Linked DNA regions of Homo sapiens: all the other regions are linked to region 1. Evidence: chromatin contacts called from ENCODE Hi-C or POLR2A ChIA-PET data. All regions are on one chromosome and are shown on one strand. The core of a region is the stretch at or near the end of the contact, and the rest is flanking DNA. Distances in the headings are between cores, read along the strand shown.

Evidence for each region. Hi-C counts contacts between places; a loop is a spot of excess contacts on that map. ChIA-PET counts read pairs that join two places held with the same protein, here RNA polymerase II (POLR2A). Pooled maps may share reads with other maps.
Region 2: a loop to region 1 is called in a map of CD4-positive, alpha-beta T cell, with 5 times the contacts of the local background. The contact joins the promoter of SF3B6 here to the promoter of RAB10 in region 1. A Hi-C loop is called at or near these places in 2 of 168 maps with a recorded cell type or tissue (CD4-positive, alpha-beta T cell and naive thymus-derived CD4-positive, alpha-beta T cell) and 8 of 50 pooled maps.
Region 3: a loop to region 1 is called in a pooled map, with 12 times the contacts of the local background. The contact joins the promoter of PREB here to the promoter of RAB10 in region 1. A Hi-C loop is called at or near these places in 6 of 50 pooled maps. POLR2A ChIA-PET finds 5 or more read pairs at or near these places in 2 of 52 experiments (HEK293T and activated CD8-positive, alpha-beta memory T cell).
Region 4: a loop to region 1 is called in a map of breast epithelium, with 35 times the contacts of the local background. The contact joins the promoter of DNAJC27-AS1 here to the promoter of RAB10 in region 1. A Hi-C loop is called at or near these places in 7 of 168 maps with a recorded cell type or tissue (B cell, CD4-positive, alpha-beta T cell, CD4-positive, alpha-beta memory T cell and 3 more), 1 of 37 single-sample maps with no recorded cell type and 16 of 50 pooled maps.
Region 5: a loop to region 1 is called in a map of naive thymus-derived CD4-positive, alpha-beta T cell, with 10 times the contacts of the local background. The contact joins the promoter of AGBL5-AS1 here to the promoter of RAB10 in region 1. A Hi-C loop is called at or near these places in 1 of 168 maps with a recorded cell type or tissue (naive thymus-derived CD4-positive, alpha-beta T cell), 6 of 37 single-sample maps with no recorded cell type and 7 of 50 pooled maps. POLR2A ChIA-PET finds 5 or more read pairs at or near these places in 1 of 52 experiments (WTC11).

The regions. Positions count from the first base shown.
Region 1 is chr2:26,032,814-26,035,370 of GRCh38, forward strand. RAB10 (RAB10, member RAS oncogene family) reads left to right here and starts at 1,271. Exons shown (of 6, transcript NM_016131.5): 1 at 1,271-1,922. The coding sequence starts at 1,796. It overlaps LOC124907743 (a long non-coding RNA gene), which reads right to left and starts at 936. Exons shown (of 2, transcript XR_007086249.1): 1 at 865-936. RefSeq lists a silencer at 937-1,166 and an enhancer at 1,477-1,526.
Region 2 is chr2:24,075,045-24,077,601 of GRCh38, forward strand. SF3B6 (splicing factor 3b subunit 6) reads right to left here and starts at 1,282. Exons shown (of 4, transcript NM_016047.4): 1 at 1,156-1,282. The coding sequence starts at 1,185. TP53I3 (tumor protein p53 inducible protein 3) reads right to left here. Exons shown (of 5, transcript NM_004881.5): 5 at 2,389-2,557. The coding sequence ends at 2,535. It also overlaps a transcript of FAM228B not described here. RefSeq lists enhancers at 568-1,100, 1,101-1,632, 1,167-1,396 and a silencer at 1,507-2,156.
Region 3 is chr2:27,133,363-27,135,919 of GRCh38, forward strand. PREB (prolactin regulatory element binding) reads right to left here and starts at 1,274. Exons shown (of 9, transcript NM_013388.6): 1 at 925-1,274; 2 at 170-359. The coding sequence starts at 1,059. RefSeq lists a silencer at 993-1,092 and enhancers at 1,031-1,687, 1,163-1,212.
Region 4 is chr2:24,970,842-24,973,398 of GRCh38, forward strand. DNAJC27-AS1 (DNAJC27 antisense RNA 1) reads left to right here and starts at 1,271. Exons shown (of 3, transcript NR_034113.1): 1 at 1,271-1,391. It overlaps DNAJC27 (DnaJ heat shock protein family (Hsp40) member C27), which reads right to left and starts at 1,114. Exons shown (of 7, transcript NM_016544.3): 1 at 977-1,114. The coding sequence starts at 1,063. RefSeq lists enhancers at 525-654, 608-1,126, 665-774, 1,035-1,144, 1,127-1,645 and 2 more and a silencer at 825-904.
Region 5 is chr2:27,048,972-27,051,528 of GRCh38, forward strand. AGBL5-AS1 (AGBL5 antisense RNA 1) reads right to left here and starts at 1,293. Exons shown (of 2, transcript NR_046730.1): 1 at 1,209-1,293; 2 at 712-1,033. It overlaps TRY-GTA2-1 (tRNA-Tyr (anticodon GTA) 2-1), which reads left to right and starts at 1,811; the gene lies at 1,811-1,899. TRA-AGC8-1 (tRNA-Ala (anticodon AGC) 8-1) reads left to right here and starts at 2,243; the gene lies at 2,243-2,315. It also overlaps a transcript of AGBL5 not described here. RefSeq lists silencers at 1,078-1,287, 1,990-2,284 and enhancers at 1,448-1,737, 1,908-2,137, 2,452-2,557.

The sequences.
Region 1 (2,557 bases), core at 21-2,520:
TCACCTGTCAGGTGTTCGACACCAGCCTGACTAACAGGGTGAAACCCCGTCTCTACTAAATACAAAAAATTAGCCGGGCGTGGTAGCACATGCCTGTAATCCCAGCTACTTGGGAGGCCGAGGCAGGAGAATCACTTGAACCCAGGTGGTGGAGGTTGCAGTGAGCAGAGATTGTGCCATTGCACTCTAGCCTGGGCAACAAGAGCGAAACTCCATCTCAAAAAAAAAAAAAAAAAGAAAGAAAAGAAAAAAAGAAAAAGAAAATGCGAGGAAACGAGCGAAACTCCATCTCAAAAAAAAAAAAAAAAAAAAGAAAGAAAAGAAAAAAAGAAAAAGAAAATGCGAGGAAGCAGGCTGTGTCGGACTGGGAGTAGGCTTGACCACCTTTCAATTTTCAACCCAGTGGTACGACGCTGGCGGCAGGCAGAGGCCCCACCTCCTCTGCAGAGCGCTCTCGGGTTCTCCCGGATTCCTGAAGGACGGCAAAGGCCTGAAGCAGGTTCTCTGAGCACCGCACAGAACCCTCCACTTCGCAGGGAGGTTCTTCCTGCGCCCAGGTGTTCCTCAACCTTCCTCTCCTCGCCCAGGAAGAGGTTGTGAGGATTACCTCATCCCAACCCGAGCGGCGTGGCCAGCTTTTCCATCTCAAACTCTTGCTCTTGAAGTCAATCCGGATGGAGCGCTCATGTTTCCCCGTCAGGGCTGGCCCTGGAGAGGGGGCACGCCGGGAGGCGTCTCGTTCTAGCAAAGAGGCTATTAAATGACCCAGGGCGCGGCTTTTTCTCGCGTTTACGAGCTCCACCTACACGGGAACACATGGCCACCCAAGCCCGTCGCTGCGCCAAGACCTCCAGCTCAACACACCCGACAAGCGCTGTGCAGAGAAACCGCAGCGCAGTCCAGCGGGAGACCCCGGGAGGGGAAGGAGGTGCTGGGCTCTGTAAGGGTGTCCCGGGGAGCGGGGAGCGGGAGGCGGGAGGCGGGGGTCGGAGGGGGGGCGCTGCGCCTGCGCAGTCGCTAGGTAGCGTCTCCCCCGGGGCGTGCTCGTAACGCCGCGCACCCTATCAGGCGGCCACAGGGAGCGCGCCCGCGGCCTCGCCCTTTCTCGCCCCTCCCTTCTCCCCTCTGGGTCCAGCCTCAGACTGAGGCTTGGAGACAGGAGCATTCCACTCGCCACTTCGGCGCGCCCCCATGCCCTCTTGTGCGCGTGCGCAGAGGCGGACCGCAAGGCTAGGGCGTGAGGGAAGGGCGGGCGTACGCCCTTGCGTGCGTCTCAGGCAGCGCGCACGCCGGCGTGAGAGGGCACGGGGAAAAGGTGGCTCTGGCCGGGGTGGCTCGGTTTCCTGGGGCTATGTAACTGAGCTCGTCGACTTAGGGGTCCTTCTTCGCTGCCCTCGCCGCGTGCTAGCAGGGAGTTTCCGCTCGGGAGAGAGACTGTCCTCACGCCCGCTGCGCCTCCTCGACGGCAGAGCAGGCTTGCTCGCCCGTGGGAGCGTCCCGGCCGAGAAGCCCTGAGGGGGGAGGGGAGGCCATTTTGTCCCGACCGACTCCCCGGAACCGGGCGGACGGGCTGGGAGAGGCTGCGGAGCCGCGGTCGCCGCCCTCGGAGGCACTGGACGCCGCCACTGTCGGGGCTTCCTCAAAGCTGTTCGTAGGTCGCCCGCGCCGTCTCGAGCCTTTTTCCCACGCTTCCCCGGTCCTCCGGCCTGAGAACGCCCGAGTGAGGAGTTGGCCGTAGTGAGAGGGACCGATCCCTTGGGGCCGCCGGCGGCGAGAGCCCGAGCCGCTCCTCCCAATGGCGAAGAAGACGTACGACCTGCTTTTCAAGCTGCTCCTGATCGGGGATTCCGGAGTGGGGAAGACCTGCGTCCTTTTTCGTTTTTCGGATGATGCCTTCAATACTACCTTTATTTCCACCATAGGTAAGACCTGTGGGAGGACGGTGTACGGTCTCGGTAGCTGCATACCGTTTATTTTACTCCAGACATCTTGCTTCCCGTAATATACGCCTTTGTTTCAGTGATTCCGATTCCAAACGACACATCCAAGTTACTGTTTGAATCGGCATCGAGCTTACTGGGGCGGGGTCTTCCCATGATTTCCATCCGGTCTTTTGCTTTCGAGTCTCCCACTATGCTCAGTGCCTTCTGTTACAAAATATGCATCATTTAACCATGTTCCAGAACCTTATTTCTTCAGGCGACTGGACTGGCTTTTTCCACATTTGCGTGGAATTAGTAGATGTGTGATATTTTTAAGGTATTTATTTCAGTGGTTGCGATTGAAGCAGTACTAGCTATTTGGGAAAGGCCTGAATTTATACTTTGGGGCAAAGAAAAGATTCCATATGGTGATAACTTAGAGTAAACTTGAGGGTTTCTGAGAAGAATAATTAAGGTAAATTAGAAGGGAAGAGTGAGTTGCCCTCATTCACTAATCCATTGATGTGTCAAACAATCGGAGGCTCTTCGCGCTTGGGGTGGGACTCTGGCATATTTGCCTCAGTGCTTTTCGAGACATCAACAGAAGCAGTAATCTGAGGGAGATGATCAGTTTC
Region 2 (2,557 bases), core at 32-2,531, 2.0 Mb before region 1:
CTTGAACTCAGGAGACAGAGGTTGCAGTGAGCCAAGACTGTGCCACTGCACTCCAGCCTGGGTGACAGAGTGAGAGTCCATCTCAAAAAAAAAAGTCAACTATCATCCAATTTCCCTACTTCCTATTTAAATGAGAACTCATGGACAGAGTGTCTTTGCTGTTTCCATTTTCTCAACTTCCACCATCTTTTCACCCCACTGCAATCAAGTTTTCATCCACTGAAATGATTCCTATCATCAAGGTCACCAAAAGTCTCCATTTACATATACAATGGTCAATTGCTTGTCTTTTCTTTCTTTCTTTCTTTCTTTCTGTTTTTTTTTTTTTTTTTGAGTCAGGGTCTTGCTCTGTCTCCTGGGCTGAAGTGCTGCGCAGTGGCACAATCATGGCTCAAGGCAGCCTTGAATTCCTGGGCTCAAGCAATCCTCCCACCTCAGCCTCCAAAAGTGCGGGGATTACAGGCATGAGCCACCTCACTCGGCCTAACTTCATCTTACACCTCTAAGCGTTTTACTGTTGACTAATCTCTTTTTTGAGTTTTTTTTTTTTAAAAGTTTCCGTAACACTGTACTCTCAAACACTAGAATGTAAGCAGAAGGACTTGTTTTATTCACTGCTGTATTCCCAATACGTAAGACTAGTGTCTGGCACATAGTAGCTATTCAATAAATATAATTGATGAATTATGTCCCACATGGCAAGCAGAATACATAGTAGGTGCTCAAAAAATATTGTTTTAATTAATGTGTTAATGAAGGATCCGAAAAGCACCATGATCTGAGGGGAATCCCAGGTCCTAGTTGTTGGTGAACCATTAAGTTAGTTGAGGACTCTTCTGAGATATCGACTTTAAGTCAAGGAGATAATCCTAACGCCAGGTCCTTAGGTGCGGGTCAAGCAAAGAGGCTATAGGGGTAACACTATCACTGACACTAGGGTAGAGACTGAGGAACTCTCAAAAGGGGTGGGGACAGAAATGTGGCTCAAGGAGCATATCTCTGAGGATGGGGCCGGATAGTGTCTTCGCTGACAGGATAGGAATTCTGGAGTTCTCCGCTCTGGGGACGGAGGAGGAGCAAGAATGCTCCGATCCACGCCGCTAAGAAAGTCAAACCCGAAGTTCTCCCACCCTCCGCAGAACACCCGATACTCACGTTCGCCCTCTTGGCCGCTTGCATCGCCATCTTGGCGGGCTGATGAAGTTACCGTAGCAGATACTGAAATTCCTCCGGAGCTCGCTCGGCTTCGGGGGTTACACCGCGTTAGATGCAGGACATCAACATCCAGGACCCGCCGGAAGCTGTTACAGCGGAATAGCGCCGTCTTACGCTGAGACGCGCTGACGTAGCAGCCCCCTTCGAATAGACTCCGGGGTAAAACCGAGCCTGAGCGAGACTCGAGGCCGGAAGATGGAAAGGCGAGAGTCCAAGACACTTCCGGGCTCTGTACCGTAAAGGGCGGGGCGTAGCCTCCAAAAGGCGAGATGTTCCGGTCGGGGAGGCCCTGAGCAGAGGAACCCGGGTGGAGAGGGCGGGGCCTGAGGAGGGCGGAGAGCTGGGGCGGGTCTCAGGTGAGTAACTGGGGAGCGGAGGAGGCGGGGCTTGAGCAGGGTTATGACAGGTAGGGCGGGACCCAGGTGAGTAGCGGGAGGGGGCGGGGCCTGAGGAGGGTGCGGAGAGCTGGGGTGGGGCCCAAGTGAGTATCCGGGAGGGAGCCGGGCCTGAGCAAGGCGGTGAGCTGGGGCGGGACCCAAGTGAGTAATGGAAGGGGCGGGGCCTGAGGAGGGTGGTGGCGGTGGGGCGGGGCCCAGATGTGTAGCGGGAGGTGGTGGGGCCTGAGGAGGGTGGCGAGAGGTGGGGTGGGGCCCAGGTGAGTAGCGGGCGAAGGCGGGGCCTGAGGAGGACTGAGCTGGGGCGGGACCCAGGTGAGTAGCGGAAGGGATCGGGGCCTGAGGAGGGTGGTGGAGGTGCGGCGGGGCCCAGAAGTGTAGCAGGAGGTGGTTGGGGCTGAGGAAAGTGGTGGAGGTGGGGCGGGGCTCAGATGTGTAGCGGGAGGTGGTGGGGCCTGAGGAGGGCGGCGAGAGGTGGGGTGGGGCCCAGGTGAGTAGCGGGCAGGGCTGGGGCCTGCTGTGGTGCCCACTGGTTGCGGGGCGCGCGGGCAGGTGCCGGAGGTGGTGGGCCTGGGCCTCTAGCTGTGCGCAAGGCGGAATATGTGGGGTTCTGGCGGCTTGTGTCACGGCTGACGCTGTAACTATACCCAGAATCTCCGTCCCTGGAGGGGCCCTCAGGTTGAGCGTCAGCTGATCGGGCCTCAGTAATCCCCGCTGCGACGCCCGTCCGGACTCCCACCTCAACCCCGCCGCGGCGGCCCCAGTCCGCGTGCCACCCTTCCAGTTCACTCTTTATTTCCTCATATCAGCTTTAAACGGCTCTGGAGGAAGCACCGGGTTTCTTGGCCTGTCTATTGTGAATCTTCTCCAGGTTTGCTCTGGAAAGGCCTGGGGTGGCCGCGTCCTGTCCTGCCCCATCCTCCTTCACTGGGGCAGTTCCAGGACGA
Region 3 (2,557 bases), core at 24-2,523, 1.1 Mb after region 1:
TCCAGGCTTCTACAGTAAGGAGTACTGGCCCCTCTCTCCATGGCAGGTGCCCATACAACTTCTAGCTTGCTACCAAAACCCTACTTCCAGACCCACTTCTTTAGAGACACCAAGAGTGACCTTACTCGTTCAACCCTTTCCCCAAGGGGGTAGAGAGGGAGCTCCTCACCGGCCTTCTCTGCCTTGTTGCCCTGCTGTTGATGTGCCTGGAAGCGCAGGAGCTGACAGTGGGCATCCTGCCCTGCAGCAAGGATGTCACCAGCCAGTGCCAAGTTCATGGTGGCCCGTGTCTCTGTGTCATGGGAGTGCAGCAAGGAGGCACTCAAGCGCCCATTAATCAGCTCTAGCTGCAGAAAGTGCTGTGGGAGGGGGAACCCGGATGAGCAAGTTCAGGGGTGCCCAGAGAGCACGTTTAGGGAAGAGTCTGATGTCTTACCCCTTTGCTTTCTGCACGTTCTAGTTCACAAGGGTTTCTCGAGTCTTTTTTCTCTCATTTGGGCCTCACAAATCTACACAGTGAGCAGGACTGGGATTATTACCTCTATTTTACAGAACAGGGTGAAGCTCAGGAGAGGGAAGGAACTTAGCCTAAACCCAAATGCACCACTCTCGCCGCTGCTAGAGGGCAGGCAAGACCTCCCGGAAAAGGCCAGTATAAGACCCCTGGAGCTGCTCTGAGGCGGAGCTGAAGCGTTCCTGGCGACTCTGCAGCTGTGTGCAGTTTTCACTTTACCTTAAAAGCCTCTCCTCCGCCCGCTGAGTTCTCGACTGAAATTCGCCCCTGGGCGTCAGGCAAGCGGGTCTTCCCAACAGAAGTGGGCAGGGCCCGAAGCTGGAGTGTGGCCCGCCCCGCGACCCCCCGGCCACCCTGGAATCGCCGCCAGCCCGCAGCAAGACCCAGCCCCAGTGGCCCTGCGCTCTCACCACGCCATTCTTTATGCCTGTCTTGGCGGCGCCTCCTCCGCCCGCAGCGATGAGCAGCCCAGTGCTGGGGTCGACCTGAAGCGCGTACAACGGGAACGGAGCCCGGTACAGCTCTGGCGCCCGGCGCCGGCCCATCCCGCCCGGCGCGCGTTCACTGCCCGCACCGCGGCACCCAGGACATGCCGCGCCGGGCCTTCGACTACTGCCCCGGCGGCTGGTGAACTCGGCCCCGTCGCCGCCGGGAGCACTCCCTACCCCTCTCACACCGGGGAGTTGCCAAAACCCTGACCATCAGCAGGAAGCCGAGCCTCAGCTCGGCTCCGTCCAAGTCGGTCTCGCAGACGCGCACTGCGCATGCGCACCTGTCTCGCGGCTCCCTCCGCGCAGGCGCAGGAGCGCCGACACGCGTCAGCACTAGCCGGCCGCGGGGCCGCGTTTCCCGGGGCGGGGCTTCGGTTCTCCACCCCTGGCGCGGAGGCAGAGTCGCCCAGCACCGACTTCGCCATTTTTGTGCGGGGCGCGGGGCGCGGGCGGAGGAGGTGGAGCCAATGGAGGTTGATGAAGGTCAACCTTTAATAAAGAAATCCGACTCGCGCCTGTAATCCCAGCACTTTGTGAGTCCTAGGCGGGCGGATCAGGAGTTCGAGACCAGCCTGACCAACATGGAGAAACCCCGTCTCTACCAAAAATACAAAGGGCGTGGTGGCGTGCGCCTGTAATCCCAGCTACTCGGGAGCCTGAGGCAGGAGAATCACTTGAACCTGGGAAGTAGAGGTTGCAGTGAGCCGAGATCGCGCCATTGCCATTGCTCTTCAGCCTGGGCAACAAGCAACAAGAGTGAAACTCCGTCTCAAAAAAAAAAAAATCCTCTGCCAGGCACGGTGGTTCATGCCTGTAATCCTCCTGTAATCCCAACACTTTCGGAAAGTCCGAGAGAGGAGGATGGCTTGAGCCCAGGCTTTCGAGACAGCCTGGGCAACATGGGGATCCGTCCCTACGAAATATTTAAAAATTAGCCAAACATCGTGGCACCTGTGGGCCCAGGTGCCCAGGAGGCTCAGGCGGGAGGATCACTTGAGACTGGGAGGTCGAGGCTGCGCTGGACCACCAGTGATGTCACCACTGCACTCCAGCCCCTGGGCAACAGAGCTAGACCCTGTCTCTCACACACATAAAATCCTCAAATAAGGACTGTTCCCATCTGAGGAGTGATATGCCAACTCCTAGGAGCACAGGCCTTTGCATCTTACCTCAGAGAGGAAGTGATTTGCCCGAGGGCACACACCAGAAACCACCGGAGTCTCTTGCTTCTTAACGGAGGCAGCATGAACTTAAAAATAAACCTGACTTCAAATGCTGAATCCATTGCTTCCTCGTATGAGGACACGTCTGTCATCCTTAACGCCTATCGCCCACTTTTGGCAGGGGTGGTGTCTGCCATTCCCTTTCTCAAGGCTTCACACTCCTGGGCTGGTGGCTTGGTGGGTGGCCAGCTGCTTTGCTGGCCTCAGAGGGGGCAGTTTGGCTCCCGGGCAGGTATCTTCTGCGCCTGACACTCCATTCTCCCTCGGGTTTCTGATCTGATGAGGACCTTTGTGCACTCCTGAGAGCGAGCACAAGGGATGTCCTTCCC
Region 4 (2,557 bases), core at 21-2,520, 1.1 Mb before region 1:
AAAAGTAGTACGGGATCATGCTACACAGAAATAAAAAACACTAAGTAAACATTTACTGAGCATCTCCTGGGTGCCAGGCACTGGACTAGGCACTGCCTTAACAGCTCTTTCGGAGTTGATTTTGAACGCATACAACGACGGAAAGAGCACCGCAGTGGGAATGTGAAGACTTAGGTTCTAATCTTTCCTCGGTCACTGATTTGATGACCTTGGGAAGTTCTTAACCAACAGATTCCACTTGCCCAAAAGGAAAGAATTTGAGTGAAGAGGAGGCCGTCTTGGAATTCATAAGGGAAAAGGCCTCAGGTTACCTCTGGCCTTCCCTCCCCACGTACTAAAGGAGAGTTTATAGCTGATGAACCACAGATGGGGCAGAGAGAAGGGCGGTGGAACTAACAGATATGGGGACACCACCAAAAATAAAACACAACGCAAAACAAAACAGCGCGGACCCCGGCCATCCCTTGCACCTCCCCTGTGAAACACGTCAACGTCAGTTACGCTCTCTCGTGACGGGAATGCAGAATCTGGGCTGCCGGGCACCATTTCGCGAACCCCAAATTCTCACACGCACCCCATAACGTTCCGCCGGCTCCCAGGCCCGGCTGGGGGAACTAAACTTTCATCCTCCATCTCCCGGTCCCGGACGGCCCCCTAGAACGCGGGCAAGGTATCTAGGCCGACGGCCCCTCATGGGGACCCAGGCCTTCTTACTCTTTTGGGGGTACATTCAAGGCTTAGAGGCCACCCCAGACACCATCTCCGGAAGAGTGACGTCGGAGGACGAGGGGGCAACGGAAAGGTCAAAAAGGTCGGGGAGTTTCGTTCGCGGAGCCGCACCCCTCGGCTGAGACCCGGGCCTGCTCGGGGGCGGAGAGGAGGCCGGGCCCCAGGCTGTTGAGTGGCCGCCCTTCCAGCCAATGGACACGTCGCCCCGCCACGCTGGGGCCCGCCCCTCCCGGCTCGCTGTACTCACTTTCCCCACTTCGGCGTTGCCCATGGAGATGACTTTGATGCGGAGAGACCTGCCGGGCTCCTTCCGCTTCGGCATGTTGGCCTCCATGGCCCTGGCTCTCTCGGGGCCACCCGCCTCGGTCTCTTCTTGTGCACCGCTGGCCCGTCCCTCAGGCCTCCTCGTCCAATGGCGGAGCCGCTGCTCTCGTCACCGCCTCGCCTCCGCTGCTCGCCATCCCCGCCGCTGCCTGGCAGCAGGCGCGGGCGGTTGGGAGCGTGGGGAGCCGGGGGAGGGAGACGGGAGTCTCGCGATGCTAGCGCGGGGCTGCTGACGTCATCTGCAGGCCCTGGAGACGCGACTGCAGTTACCGAGTTTCTAAGGCCTCGTCCCCTGACGGGAAGGCGGCGTTGGGGGGCGGCTGGGTTTACCCTTCGAGGTGAGCGCGTCCTTGTTTTCAGGGACGCCCGGACGGGAGGCGTTTGTTGCTTTCGCAGCCGAGTGGTGGAAATGTATTGGCTCTTCAGGGCGGGTCTGGTAGTGTCTCGTCCGTTTGGGAGTGTTTTTTTTTTTTTCTGGATTCTTTTTCGGTTCCATGGGCCGGGCTGCTGCTCCTCTTCCCCCTCCAATATTTTGTTCCCCTTGCTCGAGATCCCCGAGAGGCAGACCCCAAAGCCAGGAAAGTGGGGAGGTCGGAACCCTGGTTCTGGAAGAGGGCCTTGGGCAAGGCGTGAAGCGATTCTGAATCTGGTTCCTATTGTTTTTTATTTTAAATGGAGTTGTCTATTTGGAGTCAAGGCAAGAGTGTTTAGTCTTGGCCCTCCTATTACAGATCTCTGATGGATTTGTTGACTCCTCTGTGGGAGAAAGGCTTGGTCTACTGCAGGTGTTAACGCTAAGCCAGGCTGGAGCTGTGGACGTCAGTTTCCTCAGCTCCCCGCTGTTCGCTTCGAACGTGACCTCGACGTCTGCTCTCCCCTTCCCTTTAGCTGACAATGTGACAGTGCTTGAATAAAAGTCAGTCTGACAGGAACGGTAATTTTTTTTCAGTGAATATCTTCAGTTACAGAAGATAAATAGAACTTGACAATGATTATTTATAGTGCCCTGAAAAAAAATGGCTGCCAATTTCCCTGTATATTACAAAGACAAAAGTAGCATTGCTTCTTTTCTCACCTAACTTTAAACATCTTAAGGGAAGTGCATTACAGGAAGGCAATGAGCAAAGGCTCAACATTTCACAGTAAAGTCAGATTTTCCACATTTTAATTTTAAAATGTGTTTTTTAAACATTAAGTTTTTTTTAAGACAAGTTTATTCTGGATTGTTTTGATAATCAAATAATATAACTTAATTCACTGAAGCTTCTAAAATTATTTACAAATATGAAATATAAGTCCTGGTTAGAATTTGGATAGTTTTAAAGCTTAAAAGAATCCACATGCTAACTTCTCAGTATGATTTAATAAATCAAATTACTAAACATGTAATTTCTTCGACAGTTCACCTTTGGCCCTGTAATAGGGTAACTGGTATTGTGGAAGAATAATTATAAAATGTCAAATCTTCAGCTGTTATGATTGATTAAGTATGGTGCTGTTGAGA
Region 5 (2,557 bases), core at 43-2,542, 1.0 Mb after region 1:
CAGTGGCGCACTCTAGGCTCACTGCAATCCGCCTCCCAAGTTCAAGCGATTCTCCTGCCTCAGGCTCCCGAGTTGCTGGGGATTACCGGAGTGGTAGGAGCTCACTACCACTCCCGGCTGCTTTTTTTTTTTTTTTTTTTTTTGAGACGGAGTTTCGCTCTTGTTGCCTAGGCTGGAGTGGCGCGATCTCGGTTTACTGCAACCTCCGCCTCTCGAGTTCAAGCGATTCTCCCACCTCAGCCTCCGGAGTAGCTGGGATTACAGGCGCGCGCCACCATCCTCTGCTAATTATTTTTGTATGTTAGTAGAGACAGGTTTCACCATGTTGGCCAGGCTGGTCTGCAACTCTTGAACTCCGGGGATCCGCCCACCTCGGCCTTCCAAAGTGCTGGGATTACAGGTGTGAGCCACCACGCCTGGCCATGAATGTGATTTTTTGATATTGAATAATAAAAGCTATGCAGATCTTCTATATTCTTCTATCTAAATGTTGACACAACTTTATATCTAGAAACTTCGGATTTAAAGCTCAGCCCGAGAGAACCCATCAAATGTTGGAGCTGCAAGGGGCTAGAAAGCATCACCAGACCTGGATTCGCGGGCGATGTTGGCTCAAGGTAGCACAGGACGTTGGCCCAGAGCTGGAAATTGAGGCCAGGTCTTCCGGCACACCCACCCCACAGGACGACCAAGCAGGGCTTCACAGAGGAGTTGGGGGTTAGGTTTATTTCTGTTGTTAAAAACCCGGTGAACAAAAGGTTGTGGAAAAAACACATGCAAAAGACAGGCGAAGGTGTGAGCTGGATAGGGACAAAGATGGGGGAACCCGTGGGGTCACTCCTTGACCCCACCCGGGACACCTAGACATCCACAGTGTCGGGGGAGGGGCCCCAGACCAGGCAGAAGACCCTTCCCCGGCCCTGGGGAACCCAAGATTTCCGAGAGTAAGCGGACCTGTGCAAAGACCCACAAGGGAGGCCAGTGGCCTGTGCTGGGCACTGTACAGCCGCCCCGACCCCGACCTCACGTGGGCCTCGGAGGCTGCAGGGACCTACCCGGCCGCGCGCCGCCCACCATCCCAGGTCTACCGCAGGGGAATCCCCCAGGCTTGCGAGCGCTTCCGAGGGCAGGAAAGCCTGTACTGCAGCCCCGCCGCCCTCTCCTGGCGCGTAGCCCTCTCCCCGAGCCCTCGGGCCACGCCGCCAGGCCCGCGATCCCAGGGCGGCCCGGGGGGTTCGGCACAGCCCGATAATGCGCCGCGCCGAAGCCTGCAGCACCCCGCGGTCGCCGTCTCTCTTGCACTGGTCAGGACGAATAGAGCCTGACAAAACCTGAGTTAATTGGCCGAGCGAATGTCGTTCGCGTCAGGAGAGCACGTCCGGAGAAGCCAAGGGAAATGTGGAGCAGGAGCAGCCAAAGTGGCCCATCGGCTCTCGAGCAGGGTTTGCGCGTCGCGGTCGCAAAGCCCCTGTGAGTGCAGGTACCGCGGCACAAGCGCTGCCCCGGAGCTCCAGGAGGCGGCGGCGGGCTCGGCGTTCGCGGTCCAGGAGAAACCACCGCGGGGTGTTGGGAACATTTTGTTAAAAAGCCGGGAAGCTCAGGGCCGGTGTGGCCTCCGTTCTGGCCTGAGAACCCGGACTTTGGGCAGCTTCTTTTCCTTGCCTTTGGGTCTCCGGCTTTCTCAGCTCTGTGAGGTCCCATGGGTCTCCTGCCCTGGCAGGTTCCTTCAGCTGGAGAAAGCGGGGGTCATGGCTGGATGAGGTTGCGGTAAGCATTAGAGGGCTATCAGCAGCATCTTATCGCAGCGGAGCCTTCGATAGCTCAGTTGGTAGAGCGGAGGACTGTAGTGGATAGGGCGTGGCAATCCTTAGGTCGCTGGTTCGATTCCGGCTCGAAGGACTTCGTCTGTAATTTTTAACCTCAATTTAATTCAATTATCCCATAAGGGGAAAGGCTTGGAGGCCTCCTGTGACTTAGCATTCGTACTGCCGTCAGTCCATAGGGAACACCGTAGTATGTAGTATACGGTAACGCTCTTTCTGCGTTCAATGTACATGTGGTAACGTGTTTTAGAATGTTTTCTGCTTAAGCACACGATTATATGCTTGATTTTTAGAATCTTGCACATGGATGCCACTGTATTGTACTCTGCTAAATAAATGTCCTGAACTGTGGTTGATCCACTGGTCAGTGAACAGTGCAGTGAACCTGTAAGGCAAAGGGAAAGAACTAAGCAGCAGGCGGGGGATTAGCTCAAATGGTAGAGCGCTCGCTTAGCATGCGAGAGGTAGCGGGATCGATGCCCGCATCCTCCACTCAGCTTTTGCGTCCGTCACACTACAGAACACAAAACGGGAGGGATTCCCGGCGCAGTGGGCTACGTGTTTCATTTTAGAGACACAAGACTGTTAAGCGATAAGGAGTTTCACACGATGTCTTTTTATTTCGCAGTTGAGTCCCAGTTTCTGCCGCTTTATCTTTCCCGCCTCCCGGCAGGCAGGCCGTTAACCGTCTTCCGGAAGACGCTGCTAGAACCCTCCGGCCGCTCCTGCCCGCC